Regions from separate parts of the Mus musculus genome. Here region 2 is linked to region 1. Evidence: chromatin loops called from intact Hi-C (ENCODE). Cell type or tissue: left cerebral cortex. All regions are shown on one strand. Links, peaks and the distances in the headings refer to the core of each region. The heading gives the core; the rest is flanking DNA.

Region 1 (10,724 bases), core at 1,829-9,828:
TTTTTTTTTTGGCACATTACAATATATTACTGGTGGATAATATATTGGCAATAGCCTTCTGTGTTTGAAATCTGGTTCTACGCTGTAATCACATGGTACTTAAGTCATTGAAGAGTCTGGTCTGCTGTGAAACATGACAGGTGTTTTTGATTTGTTTAAGTTCCACTGGTAATTATAAAATATAATTGAGTTGAAAATTGCTGTTACCAACTATAGTGCTGAATCTATGATATTTTAAAGAAAATGCCATTACAATGCCCCTAAGATGCCTGCTTGGTACATCCATGTCATATCTACGTAGCCTGCATTGATGTGATTGTGGGTTGGCATGCAATGAATTTTTTTCTTAAAGTACTTGTGTGATGCAAGCAGTTTAAATCAACTTTAATTTTTTTTTTCAACTTTAATTTTTAAGAAAACATTTAGAAGTGAGTGTTAAAAGAAAACAGCAGAAAAGAATACATATTAACATCTTGGTGAAGGGAGAGTGTTTCAACTAGTGAGTTCATTAACATTAGTTTCTTAGGTGTTTGTTTGTTTGTTTTTAGGGCTGAAAGCAAATAATGTTGACTATACTGTACACTCAGTCAGAAGAGCTCTAGAAAATACTGCAATAAAAGCTGACAATATAGAAGTATTTGCCCAAGGACATGGAATTATTCAGGTACTTGTTGTCTGTGTACTAAAATAACTAGAAAGCATTGAGATAATGTTGTAAATATTGCTCTGTAATAGTGATTCAGCATGTCTAAACTTTAGATGTGGCCATTATAGAACTATAATCAAAAAGGGCACAAAGGCTCTTTGTAGGTAAAAGAGATTAACTGCATTTAAGTAAAAGAAACATTTGGAGTATATAGAGATTAGAAAATCAAAGTGTTTAAAAGTCAGACGTAAGTTACCGAGTGATCTTAGCTCATGTGAGAATAACTGTGAATGCAGACTGAAGTAGAAACTATGCATCAATTAAATTTCAGAATGGTATTTTCTTTAAAAGCACAAATTTACTTTTCCTTTCCTTTCTCTTTCCCTCCCCACCCCACCCCCCTTTGGTTTTTGTTGTTGTTGTTGTTGTTGGTTTTTTGAGACAAGGTTTCTTTGTAGCCCTGGTTGTCCTGGAACTAGCTCTGTAGCCCAGGTTGGCTTCAAAACATAGAGATCTCCCTGTCTCCCACATGCTGGGATTAAAGGCATGGGCTACCACTACCCAGCTGATTTGCCATCTTAACTGTGTTATTGATTTATTTTAGAGAAATGAATATAGAGATTAGCTTTGCTACAGCTAAAATTTAATTGATGCATAATTTGTTGGTTTTAATTTAATTTTATTTGTAATTCATTTTTTACACTCCATATTCCATTTCCTGCCCCTCCCCTACCACCCTTCAACTGCTTCACATTCCACACCTCCTGACCACACCCTGTCTCCACGTGGATGACCCCACCCTCCACCCCACCTGACCTCTAAACTCCCTGGGGCCTGCAGTCTCTTGAGGGTTGTTAGGTGTATCATCTCTGTTTGAACACAGACTCGGAAGTCCTCTATTGAATGTGTGTTGGGGGCCTCATATAAGCTGGTGTATGCTACCTGTTTGGTGGTCCAGTGTTTGAAAGATCTCGGGGGTCCAGATTAATTAAGACTGATGCATAATTTGTAATAAAATATTTTCTTTACCTAGCCATTTACATGCTACCATTTATATTCTTTTAGGTTGACAAAGCTTATGACTACCTCATTCAAAATACATCATTTGCTAACAGATTAGGTTTTACAGTTACTGTTGGAAATAACCGTGGTATCTACCTCCGAGATCCTGTCCAGGTGGCTGCTCCTTCAGATCATGGTGTTGGCATTGAGCCTGTATTTCCAGAGAACACAGGTAAGTACTAGGGTGGCAGTAAGCAGAAGCATTTGTATTTGTGGCTTAAATGAATGGTAAATAAAAGAAGAATGCTGCTTTGCTTGTCTGATGTCTAAAGTAATGTTTACCCACCTTCCTAATACTGTTACCCTTTAATACAATTCCTCATGTTGTGGTGACTCCCAACCATAAAATTATAACTATAATTTTGTTAGTTATGAATTGTAATGTAAATATCTGTGTTTTCTGATGGTCTTAGGCAGTCACTGAAAGATTTGTCATGACCCAAACCACTCACTGTTCTTAGGAGAAAATACAAATTAACAAGTGATTATTTTAAAATTTAATAGATTTGGTGGAAAATATTTATTAGAGACCCCAGTACCATGGCAGTTCATTCAGGATCTTGACAATGAAGGAAAAGAGTGGGCCCCGGCCTTCAGTGGCCCATAATTTATTAAGCCTATAATAAAATTATAGTTTATTTTCTTTCCATATCTCATTCCTTGGATAGAAGGCAGAGCTTTAGGTGAGTGTGGGAAGTAAACACAGCTGTGAGTTGGTGAGGAACTGTTGTTTTGTATCTGGCAGTTTATTTTAGTCAGCTGCTTGATCTCTACGTGCAATGATACAAAAGGTCCACTAAACTGTTTATAAGGCTTAGCAGTGATGGATGAAAATATGTGTGAATCACAAGAAGATTCTGCATTTTTATTTAAGTTATAATTTTGGTATCCTATCTAATGTATTATACAGTTGACCAAACTAGAAAAAGAGGAAATGCTGAGTCTTAATTTTTTTTTTTTTAATGCCAGAAAACTCTGAAAAAATATCCTTTCAGCTTCATTTAGCTTTAACTTCAAATTCATCTTGGGTTCAGTGTCCCAGCCATTTGGAACTCATGAATCAGTGTCGGCACATAAACATACGTGTGGACCCCAGGGGCTTAAGAGAAGGGTTACATTATACAGAGGTATTGTAACATCTATTGTTTTTCTTTTCTCTTTGAAATGTTTGAGAAGGTGAAAGTAAATAATCTCTGATGTGTTTTCTCTCATTAAAAATCTAACCTTTTCACTTACTAGATTTTCTAACTTTTCTGTATCCATTTAAGCAGTTAGTTATATAGTGTTGCATTCTTCTGTGAAGAAGGCTGAGGGAGATAGAAATAGCAAAGCCTTTTTTTTTTTTTTTTTTTTTTTTTGGTTTTTCGAGACAGGGTTTCTCTGTATAGCTCTGGCTGTCCCTAGAACTCACTTTATAGACCAGGCTGGCCACAAATTCAGAAATCTGCCTGCCTCTGCCTCCCGAGTGCTGGGACTAAAGGCATGCGCCACCACGCCTGGCTACGCAAAGCCTTTTTGATCAGGCCTCTGTACTTTGTTAATTATGCAGTGTAGCTAAACTTGTGCTGTAGTTAGCTTTACTATTTAGAGGAAACATTTGTTAAACCTGACAGTTGTAAATAAACACAGAATAGTGTCATATAGCTAATCTTTATATTTTTTTAAACTTGATACCTTGTTACCTGTTCATCTCAGTCATGATTTGCTATTTGGTTGCTATTTGCTTTGGGTTGTTATATGAATTAATGTCAGTAATCTAGTATTAACTTACCTGCTAGATCTTTAAATTTTAAGACTAGATTATTCTATGCTTACATTACACCTTTTACTTATGTTTTGCAACTTTTTTCATGGGTGTTGAAACTTACCATTCTTTCTTCAAGGTATGTGGCTATGATATAGCATCCCCCAATGCAGGTCCTTTATTCAGAGTTCCAATCACTGCAGTTATAGCAGCAAAGTAAGTAAGATGTTTAGTTTATTATTATGTATACATTGTTAATGCCTATATTGTAATACAGTATTGATTTTTGGAGGATTGCTTAGAAGCAAGTAACTAGAAATATTAAGACAGAAGCAGGTAACCAGTTTCTGCTTCTAGCTAGCATCCTAGTTGGCATATAGTTAGCAATGCTTTCTATTAATTATTAGTTGAGGGTATCTGGCATCTGCCCACCTTCTATTGAAATGTCTTTGCCCATCCTACCACTGACTCCATATTGCCCTGTTGAGAGGCTATTTCTGCCTTCATTGTACCTCTTTCCTCACTTACTCAGGGATTCTTCATCCTCGTCCTTTGCGCCCCGCTTACCTTCCCGTGTCTGTGATTCTGCTGCCCTGATGCTTCTAGTTGCTTTCTATTTCCAGCCTTATTCTTTCCATCTCAAGCATCCTGGAATCGGGGAGTTTACTTTGGTGTATTAACTTCCTGCTTCAAACACACCAGCAGTGTTCCTTAAAGATCCGGTTTCATTCCTTTAAAAAGCCCACAAGAACAACTTAGAATTAACATCTCAGGTGGCTTCCTATCACTGAGTATACCAAAGTACACATTTTTAGCTATCTCCCTCTCTTGACACTCAATGGTTTCCTCAGTATTTATGCATTTGTTCCTTTGCCTCGTTTGCTCGTATGTTAAATAGCCAGACTTACTTCTGGGCATTCTCCGTGTGGGGATTTCCTTCCTTCCTCACTCTAACACTTTTTACAAGCTCCTGGACAGGCTTCAGCTAATGTGTTCCAATTTGTTTTTTAATATAATATATATCATTTGATTGCAAGCTGTATTTACACATTCTAAATTAATACCTTTGGTGGGGGTTATTTGAGTTAAATATTAATTATGTAATAGGCCTCAGCCAATGAGGCCTACAGGATAAAATTGATGAGATTAAAATATCCATGCACATGGGAAATTTACATCACAGTTAAATTCTCTGTTACATGTTTTGTGTAAGTTCAGTGGGAATTTGGACAAGACTTTTCAACCATCTGCAGGCTCACTCTTAGGATCCAAACCATTCTTCTATTTTTCTGTAACAATTCTTTTATGGAGCTTGCTATATTAAATGTTTTTTCTTTCCCTACCAGTTGTTATAGAGCAAAGAAAGGGTTGTTTTTTACTCATTGGAATATTTCTAGCTACAAATAACAGTACCTCATACACAGTAGGTATCCATTGCTTATTTGTAAAATTAAAGACAATGTAATTGCAACCCGCATTTTATTTCCATAGCACATAGTTACCCATTTGATGTTTACATTTCTTTGATTGCTTATGGAAGTAGTTTGGAGCATTTTGAAACTTCATGTGGGGATTCAATTTATTATGTTTTACTCATACATCTGTAAGACTATTGCTGACACAAAATATAGTGTGATTTTAACATTCAAAAATCATAGCTGGGTGTGGTGGTGCATACCTTTAATCCCAGAACTTGGGAGGCAGAGGTAGGCATATCTCCTGGGAATTTGAGGCCAGCCTGGTTTACAAAGGGAGATCCAGGTCAGCCAGGGGATACATCAGAAACCCTGTCTCAGAAAATTTTTATTTTTTAGAAATCAGAGTTGAGAGTCTTTGAATTTTGTAAAATTCCTTTAACAGGAGACAGCATAAGCTTTTTACTGTTTCTGTTACAATGTATAAAAATAGGTGAGTAGATCATCTGTGTGCTGCTGTCAGAGGTTATATCTACTGCTGTGGTACAGAATGAGGGAGTATTGTCCAGGGTTTATTTCTAGCAAACTCTTCACTTGCCTCTGTTGGATAACATCTAGAGTGTTGATGAGTGTATTGTTTATATAGAGTTTTATTTTTAGAGTATCATGTTTAATTTTTTTTTTTTTAATTTTCAGAGTAAATGAGTCATCACATTATGATCTAGCCTTTACAGATGTACATTTTAAACCTGGTCAGATTCGAAGACATTTTGTTGAGGTTCCTGAAGGGGCAACCTGGGCTGGTAAGTAAAATTTGTTTCTTATCTTTTTATTTTTTAAATCTGTTAGAGAATTTGTAAACTGGTGGTGATGTGCTATTGCTGTGTTGATTTCCTGCTAAGAGTTCTCAGGAATTACTCTTTGTATATCTATGTCTATGCTAGGCCCTTAGGAGGGCTGCTTCTAGAGGGTTTTTCTATAGAATACCTTACCAAAACTGACCGACTTGTTGAGAAAGAGGTAGAATGAAGTGGGAAGACACCACTTTAGGGAATGAGTCTGGGCTCCGGTATAGACTACTACTTAACTTGGAATACCTAGTTTTACATAGCTGACTTTCTATCTTAACTGATACTGCTTACCCTCATCTGTAAGAATAGACAATCATAAAGTGTTTCGTCTGTGTTAAATTAATCTCCGTACTCTTTAACAGTTTGGTGTACTTCACTCTTAACAGTTCGGTGTATTCAGTGACAGAAAGCTATTTACAGCTATAATTGTGAGTTGTCATTATAGGCTATTTTATGGTCAAGTTGTGGAGCTTCCTGTGCTGCAGTATTTACATAAAGCCTATTGGGGTTCTATAGCTCAGGGCTCTGATAAATTCATTACTAGTAGTACTAAAGAGTAAAACTCCTACCCATAGAAGTTTCTTGTTTCTGCCTAGCCCTTGCAGTTTACCCAGAGTCTGTTTTCTTTAATTACAAAAAGAAAAAGAAAAACACTTTGTTAGTTATGAGTCAGTAAATATAATCTTAAGAATGTAGAAATGTAGAATTTGAGAATGGTGGGTATTGTTATAAAACATTGAATGGGATAGAATGAACATGTCACATCATTTCAGTGTTAGCTTACAAATGTTCTGATGGCTTCTATTTCACATCATTCAAAATACTATCAAAATATATACGTCCTCGTAGCAAATAGTTATTTTCCCCTCTGTGCTCCCTGGTCTGTAAAAACCAAAATGAACCAAACCTTATTTTGATGCCCTTAAATTAGAGCAGGTGTTCCTTAAATAATCTTGCCTCCTCATGACTTTGGTTTACATCTGGCCATGCAGTACAGTAAAGCTAATAAATGGTGAAACTTCGGGGAAAGAAGTAGGAATACATACACGAGTAAGCAGGGATGACAATTTTGGCATGGTAAATAAGGTTTTCTAAAATTATAATCTTTTTATTGGGAATTAATTTGTTTTCCAATTAAAACAAGAAAAAGGGTTGGTTGGTTGGTTTGTTTGTTTCAAAGTCCTGGTTATAATTGTGTATAGATCCAGAAACAGTTTTGTTCTTTCCTAATGCCTGCAGTAAGCATTGAGAGTGGATTATTTCTTAGTTCTGTATCACCTATACACATACTTTGTTCTTTGTTTCTTCACAAAGCTTACAGCTTTACTTTGAAGATCCTAGTTTAGGGATTGGAGAAAAGAATGGTTAAGAGCACTTGCTGCTCTTCCAGAGAGACCTGGATTTGATTCTCAGCACCCATACAGAGGCTCCCAGTGTTCCTCCAGCAGGCACCAGATATGCACATGTTGTATAGACATACATGAATACAAACTCATATATAAAATATAAATAAATCTAAAACATAATAAAGAAGATACTATTTTTATTATCACCTAGACAGATGAAATTTTAATAATTAACCATTTTATGAGCATTTTAATTCTTGCCAGTTTAAAATTTAATTTCTTTATTTTAGAAGTTACCGTGTGTTCATGTTCTTCTGAGGTATCGGCAAAATTTGTTCTTCATGCAGTACAGCTTGTGAAGCAGAGAGCATATCGAAGTCATGAATTTTATAAGTTTTGTTCCCTTCCAGAAAAAGGAACACTTATTGAAGCTTTTCCTGTTTTGGTAAGTTTATGTAACAAGAAAATCGAGAGCACTCCCAAGACATTTCTATGTTTTGCCTAGACCATGATACAGATTCAGGTTCTTTTCATGCCTGTCAGATAAGGTAGGATGATAGGTAATTTAATGAAGAATACTGAAATCCAAGGCTGGCGAGAAGGCTCAGGGTTTAAGAGTACTTGCTGCCCTTGTGGAGGAGTCTGCGTCAGCTCACAGCACCCACTGGGCAGCTTACAACCATCTGTAGCTCTAGTTCCAAGGGATCCTATGCCCTCTCTGATCTGTGTTTCAGAAGTGAATTTTCCTTCTCTAGTCTCCTCTTCTTAAAGTGCTATGGTGGAACTCGGGGTCTGGGCATTCAGGGCAAGTAGATGAATTGTACCCCATCGAATATTCATCTCTCTTTAATTCTGATACTTCTGATAAAGAGATGTTCTAATCTTGGACCTTCATTTACATGGCACTTGTTATCTTACTCAACGTCCTACTGTTAAGAATCTCTATAAGGTAGTTTAATTTGCAGACAGAATTGTTGTCAGGTCTCTGCTTTTCCCCATGTTTGGAATGATAAGTCCTTCTTCATGGAAGGCGAATGCGCAGCTGTGCTTGCCGTGCTTGCTTCTTTGTGCTTTCAGTTCCTTTAGTAACATTATGTCTCTCATGTCTCTGTTCCTTTGAAATGGGGTGGTGTTAGCTTTATTCATCTCCTTAAATGTACTGGTACAACAGAGCTTAGGATACTCTTTTAAAATTGATCCTAAGAGTAGGATATGACTGTAACTTTATTGATACATACTCATGGCTATTGAGCATGCCTTATAAATTTTATAATATTTCTTCTCATTATGAATGTTAATTATGTTTAAATTGGGTCCTAGGGTTTTTTATTACTAATGTGCTATGTGCATAAATAAGTAAATATAAATAGATAATGATAAAATATTTTGTTTCTTGCTACAAATAAAAATTTTGTTTTGAAACAGGTAATATTTGGTGATATGAGGAAGAATTAGAAAACAGATTCATTCTTTAACATTCTCATTTTTATTTCCAGGGCGGAAAAGCAATTGAATTTTGTATTGCTCGTTGGTGGGCAAGTCTTAGTGATGTCAATATTGATTATACCATATCATTCCATGGGATAGTGTGTACTGCACCACAGTTAAACATTGTAAGTGCTATAACATTCTCATTATTTTTAGTGTCATTTTTGTTTTGAAAAATGACTTCTGTGGTAGATGTAAAACTTAATTAGAAACTAATCTATAAATCTGAATATATTCATTCATGGATATTGAAAACTTGCATTTATGAACATATATATAAAATATTGTCTATTAATATTCAAGAAATTAATTTTTAAATATGTTTTGTAGCATGCATCTGAAGGAATCAATCGTTTTGATGTTCAGTCCTCTTTAAAGTATGAAGATCTGGCTCCTTGCATAACTTTGAAGAGCTGGGTGCAAACGCTACGGTATCTCATTTTTTTAAGAGCTACAAAAGTTAAATGTTAATGCAAGAATTCTTTTAATTGCTTTTTGTTTGTTTTTCTAATTTTTATCTATGTGATAGTATATTTTAAAAAAAAAGTTTTATTTTGCTGTCTAGGAATCCTCTTGAGTTTCCAAAACATGGTTCAGTATTGCTTTCTACCCTCACTGATCCTATCATCAGTAGTGTCCCTATATGTTAGCCATTTCATTAGCATTTGAGACTGAGGCAGGAGAAAAGCAAGTTCAAGGCTACCTGGATAACTCAAAAAGTTGAGAAAAAGGATTGAGGAACTGCTTAACAATAGTGTTCACTTTCCATATGCAGTACCCTCAGTTTAATCTCGGATATTACACAAAGCAAATTAACAGTGTCAAATTTTTATTTTGTGAATTCATTCTTCATTGTTTGAAAAATTCAGAATCAGAAACTCTCCTTGACAATAAAAGAAATTTGTGTCCTGAGTGTGAGCCATAAGCGCCCTGCGGAAGCAGGGTTTGCCAAGGTGGTGTTCTGCTGCAGATACCTTTGCAGTGTCATCTCCTTAGGACAAGGACTAGCTATACCCTGCATACGATGTGGCCCAGGCCACGCGCATGCCCAGCACCAGCAAGTATGAGTGAGTGTACACATCAGAAATGTTCTTTAACTCTTTTGGTAATTGTCTTAGTCAGGGTCTCTATTCCTGCACAAACATCATGACTAAGAAACAAGTTGGGGAGGAAAGGGTTTATTCGGCTTACATTTCCACATTGCTGTTCATCATCAAAGGAAATCAGGACTGGAACTCAAGCAGGTCAGGAAGCAGGAGCTGATGCAGAGACCATGGAGGGATGTTCTTTACTGGCTTGCCTCACCTGGCTTGCTCAGCCTGCTCTCTTATAGAACCCAAGACTACCAGCCCAGAGATGGTCCCACCCACAAGGGTCTTTTCCCCTTGATCACTAATTGAGAAAATGCCTTAAAGTTGGATCTCATGGAGGTATTTCCTCAACTGAAGCTCCTTTCTCTGTGATACCTCCAGCTGTGTCAAGTTGACACAAAACTAGCCAGTACAGTAATCATCGCCCAAGAGTTGAGATTTGGTTCTGCTAAGAACTCTGTGGTAACATTTTTAAGACTTCTGTTCATGTCTTTGTAGTATTGTAGCAATTTAGTTAATATAGACTATATATTAATAATTGCAAGATTGTACAGTTTACTATAAAAGACAGTTTAAGAAGTGGTCTTCACCTTGCATGTTTAACTGCTTTCTTTAAATGAAGTCTTAGCTGGGCAGTGGTGGCGCACGCCTTTAATCCCAGTACTTGGGAGGTAGAGACAGGTGGATTTCTGAGTTTGAGGCCAGCCTGGTCTACAGAGTGAGTTCCAGGACAGCCAAGGCTATACAGAGAAACAAAAAAACAAAAACAAAAAGTCTTGACTTAATTCAGTGATGCAGTTGCCTTGTTACAGCCCAGTAAATGCAAAAACCAGACCTTTAGGATCAAGAGATGTTTTGCCAAATAATCGCCAGCTTTATGAGATGGTCCTTACATACAGCTTTCATCAGGTATGTGTTTTCTAGTAAAATATACCTGTGTAGTAAATTCTCATCTTATGTACTATGAAATCACAGTTGGAAAGATGTGACTGGTCTTTGAGGCTTCGTTTTTATTCATAATTTATTGAGGTTTTTTTGTTGATAGGACAGGTAACAGGAAGAAAGAAAAACATAAAGGAAG
Region 2 (10,724 bases), core at 1,160-9,159, 140 kb after region 1:
GCAGAGAAAATATACTAACCTTTCTAGTCAATGAAAGTAGTATTGCATCCATGAAAATCCTAAAGCCAACGTGCTCACCATGAGTCTTGATATAAACCTAGAAGAGAATTTGACATTTACTACATGTGTGCAAAGGGACTGGCAGATATGGAAAAAAAAAGGCTTGTCAAAATATGTACCTAGAATGATGTTTAAAAAAAGTAGCCAGATATAATCAAAAGGTCAAGATATTACAGAGTCCAGAGAACAAGCAAACCTCAATCATATTATACCTTATTGTCCTTTAAGGTATAGTGACACAGGCTTTGCCTCTGCCCAAATCGTTTTGGGATTTCTGCTGCAATCTTTTCAGGATCAACAGTAGGGAAATGTGCCAGATCTTTCTGAATCTGAGAGATTGTTTCCGAACAGTTCATCTCCCGTAGCCAGGCTGCACTGTCTTCCAAAGGACAGTCACAGTTCTCATGGTAAACTGGTCCTATTTACAGATAGACAGCAGTATAACACAGCGGTGAACATCTCACTTAACACCTGAATCACAATAAAGAAATCTTCCATGAACTATCAACTTTCTAGCTAGTCAAGTCGCCACAGCTCTTCTCCCTATATTTTTCCAATCTGGCCCTCTTTGCATAGGTGAAAATCAAGTCAATGGGTGGTATACATGCTCTATGTAGATGTAATTCATTTGTCTTTATACTTCACATAATCATCATGGGACTGGAGATATAGCTTGGCAGTTAAGAGTACTTGTTGCTCTGGCAGAGAACTGGAGTTATGTGTCTAGGACCTATAATGATCTATAATTTCAGGCATAATGGACCCAAAAGCCTCTGTGATACCTGCAAATGTGCCAAATACCCTCACTATAGGAATACATATGTATTTATAAATATATGTCTTGAAGGATAAAAGTGATATGAATTACTATTTTACCAGTTTATTATAAAAACAACTTCTTTGGGTGTCTGTGGGCTAGAGAGATGTCTCAGCTACTAAAGGCTAGGCTCAAAATAAAAAATATAAAGTACTGTTCTCAATAAAAAAACCATTGCCAGTAAAACAGAGAAAACAAAGGACTCCAACCTTGTTTTTCTTCCTTCCTTCTTTTCTTTTTTTTAGAGAAAGAAATATAATGAAGCAAAGGTAATCCTATAAACGTGTTATCTCATTAATGTCAAGATGAATGAATTATACATTTATAAAAATAATGCTCGCATAACATAAGAATTGGAAGTGGAACTGTGTTATTCCTTTCAGATATCTTCAGATTCCAACCTGATTCAGTCAATAGATGACAATGGAATTTATGTACATTTTAATACTTTGTCAGCTGGACTATACCAAGGAGTCCCAGTAGAATGTGAAATAATTTATACAGTTAAAAAAAATTCGTAATTTTCTTGTGGTCCTATATCCCCATAAAAAGGGGAAAGTGTTGTTTTTTTATTATAAAATTCTCTTCTCATCCCTATGGGGGAAAACAGCAGAGAATGTCTTTGTCATAGTGGCATGACAATGACAACTAAAGCAATAGTTAATCCCTTTTTCTGCTCCAAGCCATCTGGCTGGCCTGGAATGTACACCATAAGACTAGGCTGGCCTCAAACTCTTAGAGGTAACCTGCTTCTCACCCTCCTCAGAGCACTGGGATTACAGGCATGTGCCACCCCACCTGGCAATCTTAGTGATGAGTATAAGTTACTTAAGTAGATCATTCCTTCAAGAATTACCTATGACTACATATTTAACTTGATTATTCAGTCAGGAGTTACAGTCAGTCTTGAATTGTAATGTGGGTGCTGGGAACCAAACTCAGGTCCTTTGGAAAAGCAGCCAGTGTTCTTAATCACTGAGCCATCGCTTCAGCCCTGGAAATTCTTTTTTAATCCTAAGATTTACACAAACATGAACACAAAATAAATAAGAAGTCTGAAGTAGTACAACAGATGGTAATCATGATTAAGTATGATTTTTTTGAGACCGTTTCAATTTCATATGTGCACATACATATGAAATTATTTTATACACATATGTATATGTCATATCTTATTGTAAGCTGTGTTCCAAATGGTTTATTAAAACCTTGTTGTAAATTATGAATTAAAAACCTCCCTAGTGGCTAAACATTTCTTATTCTACATTATGTGTGTGTGTATCTGCTTATGCACGCATGAATGCAGGTGCCTGTGTAATATAGATATCCTCTTCCATGAAACTGGAGCGCCAAGCGGCTCTGAGCCTCCTCACATGGGGGCTGGATCCAGACTTGGTCCTTTGCAAGTGCTTTTCACTGCCGAGCCATCTCTCTAGCTTTTTTTTTTTTTTTTTTTTTTTTCTCTCTAGCTTTTTAAGTTGATTATTCTCACAGGTGTGTCCTCAAGGAGCAACTTTTCTAGTAATGTTTCTTGGTCTTTAGTGAATTATAATCCCCATGTAAATAATCAATATCTCTCTTTTGCCAAGTTGCCTAATTTAGTTTTCAATTAGAAAAACATCTAGTTTTTTTTTCCATTTAGTGAAAAAAGTATGCTAAGTTTTTGATAGAATTCTTATTGATGGAATGACATGCCTTTTTGTATACAAATCCTACCATAAATTTTTGTTTCAAAATACCTCTTAAAACATAAGGAGACTCGGCAACATGTTGCCCATGGTGTTTAACCTCTATCTTCAGATTTCTGTAGCTGGCATACATTCTGTATCTTACTATGAAGGAACCGTCCTTTCGATCTAAAACCTGGACACCAACTCTCGTGAACTGCTCATCGGGTGCTGAGATTTTAACCTGGAACACCTTTTCACCTGGAGAAGATGTAAACCTGTTATGGAAAACAATGAGAGATGAGGGTTATTTTTAAGATCAAATGCACGCTACTTATTCTCTTTAATGTGTAAAGGTTGGACCTTCTGCTTTATCCTGATTTTAAGATATTGTTGTTCGATTACTCTCTTAGGCTTTTAGGACCAGAACCAATATGATAGAACAAAGATAAAAAAGAAAACAATAATAACATAAAATAATTTCATTAGATAGTTGCCAGGAGATAACACTTAAGACTAGCAATCTATTTAGCATACCAAACAGAGCACTATCAGTGTACTATTATTAATTCATAACCAACACAGCTGGCAATTTGTCATTTGTAACATGTTTACTTCAAGGATGACCTTATTTGAAAAATTGTTCTTAATGGCTTAAAATACAATCCAGTACTGTGGGGCTAGGGAGATAGCTGAATGGTTTAGAGCATTTACCATTATGTAAAAGACTTAGTTCAGTTCCTAGTATCCATTGTCCTTAAGGCTCACAACTATCTGCAGTTTCAGCTCAAGGAGATTCAAGGCCCTCTTCTGGCTTCCTCCAGCACTTGGGTGTGAGTATACACCCTACCCACATCATGTAATTAAAATATTACTACTAATAAAAGTCTAACAAATATACCAGTACTCTAAATTATGTTTAGTTATGGGGGAAATCAAAATAACTGGTCATCATGTTAGTAACACAAGTGTTTTGGACTGAATATTCCTGCATTTTGAATGCATTTAGTTTCTAGTGTTTAGTTTTCCCATTTAAAAATAACGGAGATTTGTTTAGCCTCAATTCCCATCTAAACAGCCAAGAAGAGAGCTGTTATTTTAGCAATATTATTTACACTATACATATTTCAGAATTATTAAGTCACAGAGAAAAGTTGATTTTGAAGGAAAAGTCTATTATAACCAGATGTAGACAGCACTCGAGAATTCTGGAATGTAAATGGACAGCAGTAAAGACGAGTCGGGGCATATAAAGATGAAGGACAAAACCAAAATAAACAACAGGAACAAAAACCCCTCGAGTTATTTTAAACCGCGATCTCAAATAGTTGAGGAGTCATTTCTCCACTTACTGTTCCCCTGAGGTATCCACCGCCCGAATGTAGAAATAGCGGGCAGGAAGGACCACGTGTGCTTTTAGCCCGGGTCCCCATATTTCGCTCTTCTCTGGGCTCAGCCTCCTCTCTCCGCCGGTCTGGGCAAGTGCTGGCACAGTCCCCAGAAAAAGGCAGGAAAGCAGCGAAATGCTGAACATTTACAAGACCGAGTCTTGGAAGATCCACGAATAAATGCAAACGTGCTAAGTGGACGGAGCTAGCCTGGGTAGGTAGGAGGACGGTGGTCAGTCCTAGCAGCAGTCAAAGTCCCTAAAGTGTCGCTTGACGTGCGGGGTCCGCGCGTGGGACTATGCTGTGCCCAAGAATGTCACAACCCGAGCGGTGGCATGTCCAGGAGAAGGATGCCACACGTTCTGCTGAACCTGGTTAAGAACCGCAGGCTCCACTTTCTCCGGACAATGACAAACTTGTGTTACTCTTGCCACTAGAGCATCACTTTGGGAACGAATCCGTCGCAAGTTCTAGCCAAGGTGAGAGGAGAAGGATTGGCCTGCGCTGTGACCAGTCTTAGTAAAGTCTTCTGCTAGTGGATGAGTGGGTCAGAGTGGAAAACGCGTCCCGGGCCCCTTAGCTTCCTGGGATATGTAGTCCGCCATAGGACTAGCGGAAATCCTGCCAGGAGTTCACCCCCAACTACTTTCGTCCCTTCCCTCCGTCCCTCACTCTCCCTCCTCCTTTCTCCCCCCCTACCTTCCTTTCTACTTCTTTTTTCAACTTTGGAGCACGGCTTTCTGGCAACCTTAAATACTACAGTTGCGCAACTAGCATGTCTGGAGTCACAGCAAAGATTTCCCAACTTATATTTTGTTCAAGGTATCCACCGCAAATGGCAGGTATATAGTAAACGCTGAAAGGGAGGCTAGGTGTTATCAATGATACCCAGTCACTCGGTGCTATTCTTGTGCGCTCAATGGGACGAAAGATTCTGGGCCTTGGGTAGGAGACTTGAGGATGCAGATCTGGTGTTGCCTTCCAGCACCAGAGTTCCGGGACCCAACAGGAACAGAGGTATTCCCCAGCGGAGGGCCTAGCCCAGGCACTGCGGTGCGCTCCGCCTCTCCGTAGCGCCGTCACTGCCTCGTTGCAGGACAACCCCCACCCCCACCCCCACCCCGCCGCGCCCCTGGAAGGATCTGGGTCGAGCTGAGTCTCTGAGGAGAGATGTAAGGGATAGAAATCACCAGAAGAAAGCTCGGCCTGAGGGGGGTGCATCCGTGGGTATCCCTGTACTCTCTTCAGGAGCGGGTCTCCACGCTGCGCTAGCGGATCCCAGGCACCCGGCCTGCAGTGGCCATCCTCTCTTTGCACCCTCGCTTCTCGGCCAGTGAGGTCAAGAGGAGTAGCAGGCTTTGTCCTCCCTCCACGGGGTAAGGGGCGTGGAAAACATAGACGGCCTGGTTGTGAGCCAAGGCAAGGGGATTCTTTTTCCCCCTGCCCCCCCCCCCCCCCCGCTATTGTTATTATTGGTGATATAATCATTCATCGCGGCCTCCCCTCCCAGCTCTCAGGCTGTCACTGTCTGCGTGCCACCAGCCTCTCCAGTCCCTAGCGCGTAGGAAGCGGCCCCCTTCAGGCCTGCGCGCTCCCCCTCCTGGCGAGCCTTTTCTTCCGGCTGGGAGTGAGGGAGCAGGCCGGGAGGAGGTTACAAGGCTTTAGATCTGGTCTTGGCCAGTGGGGACTAGGGACGCCTGGCACTGGGTTGGCCACCGCAGGACAGTAGTGGGAACCCGGCACAGTAGCGCTGCAGCAGTTGCACTTGCAACATCCCTGCTCTCCCGGTTCTCCTCCACCTGCACCTTTGTCACCTTCAGGTGCTTCGGAGCCTCAAAGAGGGGGCAGTGGGAAGTCTCCTGGCTCCTCAGAGTCTGAACTCCAGAGGGCATCATGTGCTGCATGAATCTCATACTCACAGGTAGGCCTCCCAGGTCTGGTCTGGTAGTCTAGGCAAGGGCGCTGATAGAAAAGGGGGGCGGGGGGGGCACCTGGCTGCTGTCTTAGCAGCTCTTATCAATCCTCAGCAAAACACTTTTCTGGGTCTCAGTTGCTTTCTATGCAGAATATTGATTATACTGTTTGTGATATGTGGAAGGCTTTACTGAGATTTTATTGGATGTCTAGCTCTCTACTGAATGTGATACTTCAGCATGTAGACACGAAAGGCACATAAATGGAAAAGAATAAACTCAGGCAATCGATATCGGTTTTGCAAACAGTATGTTTATTTGACAGAATTGTTCATTCCAAAGACTTTCATAAGTCATTCCTCTAGTGCCGTCCTAGAAGCTTGGGGTTTATATTGCTTATGAGATACTGTGAATAAATTGAGTGGTATTCCGCAAGTCCTAATATGTTAATCAAAACGAGGGAGAACAATTTCAATAATGCCTAGTGCATTGTAGACACCTAAAAATGTTTGTTAGACCTGGCTTCTACAAGACTAGGCCTGGAGATGCAATTTCAGGAAAACTAGACTTTCAGGAGTTAACCATTTGTGTACACACACACACACACACACACACACACACACACACATTTAGAAAGCTTAATCATATTCTAGAAAGAAAAGTTCCTCACTATGGATAGGGTATCTGGCCTAGTTAGAACAGCAAAAAAAAAAAAAAAGTTCTTCAGAAAGTGACATTTGAGTATAACTTTGAAAGATGGATGAGAATGAATAATTAGTAAGGGGCTACAGGAAGACAACATTCAGAAAACCAAAAAGTAATGTGGAAGGACAGAAGAAGGTATGTAGGGTAAGGAGTTGATCTTTTGCTTCAATAGCTGAGGGCCTTAGGCAGAAAATTTCTATGAGGATATATATGTAGCAGACTTTACTCTTTGATGTCTATGCAGGGATCAGACTAGAAAGAACAGCTCAAAGGGTGGGTGGCATGAAGTTATAAGCATAAAGATAAAAGCAGATATAAACCCCAGATAGCTGCAGATACAGTGCTGGACAATCAATCAGCCTTCATAACTCCGTTTTCCCTGAGACTACCATTGCATCTTACTAGAATAATCTATGCCTGTAATGGTCTTGTTTCCAGTAGTTGTGGCTTTCTTCATTCTAAGAAAGCAGGCTCTGAGTGAAGTCCTAAGGATACCATAGCAGAAGCCCTTCAGAGTTTAACTACAAAGGGTGGAGATGCAGATCAGTCACGGGATGCAAAGAAGTAGAGTGCCAGCATGGGTTCTGGGTCATTCTTTTTCATTTTCTGTGAATATCTTCTGATATTTCATAATTTTCTACAATATACTTTGTGTCATCAAACCTATAAATATATGTATTTTCAGAGATATTCACATAAAACAGTGGTTCAAATGAGGAAATGTTGATATCTTTCATTTTCAGTGACAACTATGTAAAATCTTCAGGTAGATGGCAGGTTTGTTTGTTTTTTTTTAAGATAAAATGAGAGCAAAGAGATTATTTTTATTCAGTGACCATTGCTTAAAGCATACAATCCAAAACCAGATGGTTGCATGTTTTATAAATCAAGTGTTTTACTCTTAACAGCTTCATCTCCTAGCAATTTCCATTGTATTTTTTCATTCATAAATGAACCTGTTTCCCTTGGCAATGTTATTTGGTTAGCTTTGGTTATTTGAGCTAGGGTCTTGCCCGGTGTGTACTGGGCTAGATCAGAAGTAGCTGTGTAGTTTAGTCTAGAGTAGATCTTGCAGCAGCTCTCTTGTATCTGCATCTTGAGTCTTGGAATTACAGAAATGGGCTACCACGTTCTATTTTGACCATACTTTTTTTCTTTCCATATGTTCCAAATGAGCATAAAACCATCAAACTCTGGTACATTGTACTAGTCCCATAGGCAAAATTATATTCAAGGTGAGCGAGGCAGTGATGGCAAGGTAAGGTTAATGTCGGGTTGTGATCTACAAAAGGTAGAGCCTGGGGTGCCTGGGATGTACTGAATCAAGCTTTCCCACTGCCCCAGCTGACCATCTGTTGTTTCCTATCGTTCCACACCCAACCACAGACACATTATACCCCTCTACCACACAGCTTTTAAAGAAGAACGTGAGCATCACAGACAGGAAGTGGGCAATGGAGAAGTGGAGAAACTCAGTGCTCAGAGGAAAGGAAGCAGTGTGGTCTGCAAGCCTCATGCACTGTACATCCTTTGAGTCTTCTTCCACTGTCACCATCACACCGCACACAGAATGAGGACAAAGGAGAGAGCTCAGACACTACTTGTACACACACTAAGACCTTTTTACCAAACAGTATTTGAAAGGAAAGCACTGCAGATGCCAGCTTTGGTGATAATGTACTTGCATCCTGTGAGCCACTGTTAACTGAAGATGAGAAAAAAGCGGACGGGAAGTTGTGAGAAGGTGCATCTCATAAGGGGAGCTCACTCTGCACAGATAGGAGTTCCTTCCTAGGACTGTTTCCCCTTAGATTCCATAATGGTGAAAGTGCCTTCACCCCTTCCATTCAGAAGATACTGGAGATTCCGGTTTATCATCACATCTGTTCGTTAGAGACTCAGACAGGCTTGTGCCATTCAATTCTTTTATAATGGTTATTAAACAAATCATAATCTGTGATTATTTTCATTTCTGATGAGGAGAGAGATTAATAATGGATGGGTTTAGTCTCTCATGCACTGCGCGGTCACTGGAGCCTGGAAAGGCAGATCTCGCCCTGCATTTGGTGGTTGGTGAAGGTGATTTGAACTGTGGAAGCCTGGCTCTAGAGGTTTCAGAGAAGAATTTTAATATGTAGCCATAATATTTTGGTGAAGAATGTGGCTGCTTTTTTGCCCTTGTCTGAAGAGTCTACCGGAGGCTAAGGTGAAGAGATTTAGATTAATTCCTTTGTTAAAGGAAATCTCAAGACATCCTGATATAAATTCTGTTGAGTGGTTACTAAACTTCTCTCTTACAAAGACTGTTTTAATGAAAAGAAGCAAGCTGAGAAAGGAATAATATAAAATATATGGTTGCAGTATTAAAAGGGGCACCAGGAAGTGAAATGGAGCTGAATCCTGTGTTCATGGATATTAAATTGAATTAATGGGGTGGTGACTTTGAGGCAAGAGTCCATCCAGCTAAATTTAGGTCCAGGCATGGTAGTATACAAGCCTTTAATCCCAGGAGTCAAGGCAAGCAGGTCTCTGAGTTTAAGGCCAGCCTAGGACAGAGCAAGTTCTAGGTGAAGAAAATCTTAAGTGCAGGCATGGTGGCATATACCTTTAATTTCAGGAGACATCTCTGAGTTCAAAATCAATCTACAGAACAAGTTCCAGGACAGCCAAGCTTAGGAAGTGAAGGAGTTGGAAAACAAAAAGCTGGTAATAGAATATGGGGGGAGGGGGGGAAGGGGGCCATGTTCTAATCCCAGCATGCAGCAGAACTCAGCAGCTTTGACCATGTGGCTCTGGCTTTAGAGTCCAGAATAGAAGGGACTACTGGAACAATTGATGCTCGTTAGCTGGAGCTAAGACATTAGTGATGATTAAGAAGAGACCGGTATCACTGAGGTGTAATCTGGCGTTTTCTGAGAGCACAAAGAAGCTGTGTTCCAGAGATAGCCAATGTTGTCCCTCGTGCTGCAGCTGGACTTGGTAGTGTGTAAGAACCACCCAAGTTGTACTGGTTTTGAAGGTATGGAGGAGTCATGGAGAGCAGCCGAGGCTGCTGTGAGAGGCCATGGGAAGCCACTGGTGAAGGTGCAGCATTAGTTGTAGTTGATGGCCCAGGACTGAAGGGGCCATGCAAAGAAGTTGAGGCTTGACTCCATGAAGAGAGCCTACGAGAGGCTATTGGTGAATCCTAGTTGCAGTGGAAGACCCCAGGGTATTGGAGATGCCACTACCATGGGGATGATCACCAAGAACAGCAGCAGCAGTGGAGTAGAGTCAACCAGAGCCTAGAGTGCTACAGAGAGCAGAGCTGGAGATATGACCCAAGCCCTTTGAAGGAGTCCAGAAGATCATGTGTGGATCCCAGACATTGGAAAGAGAAGCTGTAATGTTGAAGTGGCCTTGGATACCCTAAGATGTTCGAGATTGCAGAGCTGTGGAATACCTGTCAAGGAAAGCTGCTAACAGGGAGTGGAATCACCCAGGAGAAAAAACCTTGTTGCAGTCAGTAAAGATGAAAAGGGAGTAGAGATATGAAGACAGCTTTGACATAGACATGGAGATGAAGAGTTTGGATTTTGCCCAGCTGGTGTCCTGTCTTGTTTTGGGGATTACAGTTAAGTGATTGGATGAATGTCAGAAGAGACTTTGACCTTTGGACTTTTAACATTGTTGAGACTGCTGTAGACTATGGGGACTTTGGAAGTTGGAGTAAGTGTAGTTTTTTATTATGCTGTATTTAGGTATGGCCCTATAGACTCATATGTTTGAACGAGCCTATGGGTCCATGGAGTAGAATGTAGTGGTTTGAGTATTCCTAGCTCAGGGAGTGGCACTATTAGGAGGTGTGGTCTTGTTGGAGTAACTTTGTCACTGTGGGTGTGGGCTTTAATACCCTAGTCCTAGTTGCCTAGAAGCCAGTCTTCTCCTAGCAGCTTTCAGATGAATATGTAGAACTCTCAGCTTCTCCTGCACCATGCCTGCCTGGATGCTGCCATGCTCTTGCCTTGATCATAATGCATTGAAACTTGGAACCTGTAAGCCAGCCTCATTTAAATGTCATCTTTTTAACAGTTTCCTTTGTTATGGTGTCTGTTCGCAGCAGTAAAACCCTAAGTAAGACACACGCTATAAATCACTCATTACAATGTATAATGTACAAAAAGCTCATCTTGTT

Evidence for each region. Peaks named below come from ENCODE experiments on the same cell type or tissue, not always from the same donor. Only the 100,000 strongest peaks of a DNase experiment are listed, where the experiment ranks them.
Region 2: it touches region 1 in a loop (2.2-fold over the local background); 2 of 42 quality-filtered maps call a loop at or near these places.

The regions. Positions count from the first base shown.
Region 1 is chr1:43,969,853-43,980,576 of GRCm38, forward strand. It overlaps Tpp2 (tripeptidyl peptidase II), which reads left to right. Exons shown (of 29, transcript NM_001310540.1): 12 at 549-664; 13 at 1,712-1,880; 14 at 2,678-2,835; 15 at 3,592-3,668; 16 at 5,564-5,670; 17 at 7,355-7,509; 18 at 8,561-8,677; 19 at 8,883-8,983; 20 at 10,456-10,552. Among named protein-coding and RNA genes, the nearest start is that of Tpp2, 41 kb to the left of the region's middle. In left cerebral cortex, for the core only: no CTCF peak of the experiment used is centred there; no DNase peak of the experiment used is centred there.
Region 2 is chr1:44,114,422-44,125,145 of GRCm38, forward strand. It overlaps Poglut2 (protein O-glucosyltransferase 2), which reads right to left and starts at 4,352. Exons shown (of 10, transcript NM_023645.3): 1 at 3,897-4,352; 2 at 2,617-2,822; 3 at 273-478; 4 at 20-97. The coding sequence starts at 4,078. Bivm (basic, immunoglobulin-like variable motif containing) reads left to right here and starts at 5,547. Exons shown (of 10, transcript NM_144558.4): 1 at 5,547-5,853. In left cerebral cortex, for the core only: CTCF peaks have their summits at 4,356 and 5,534 (motif pointing left); DNase peaks (open chromatin) are centred at 4,469, 4,972, 5,517 and 6,940; H3K4me3 peaks cover 3,633 bases; H3K27ac peaks cover 2,137 bases.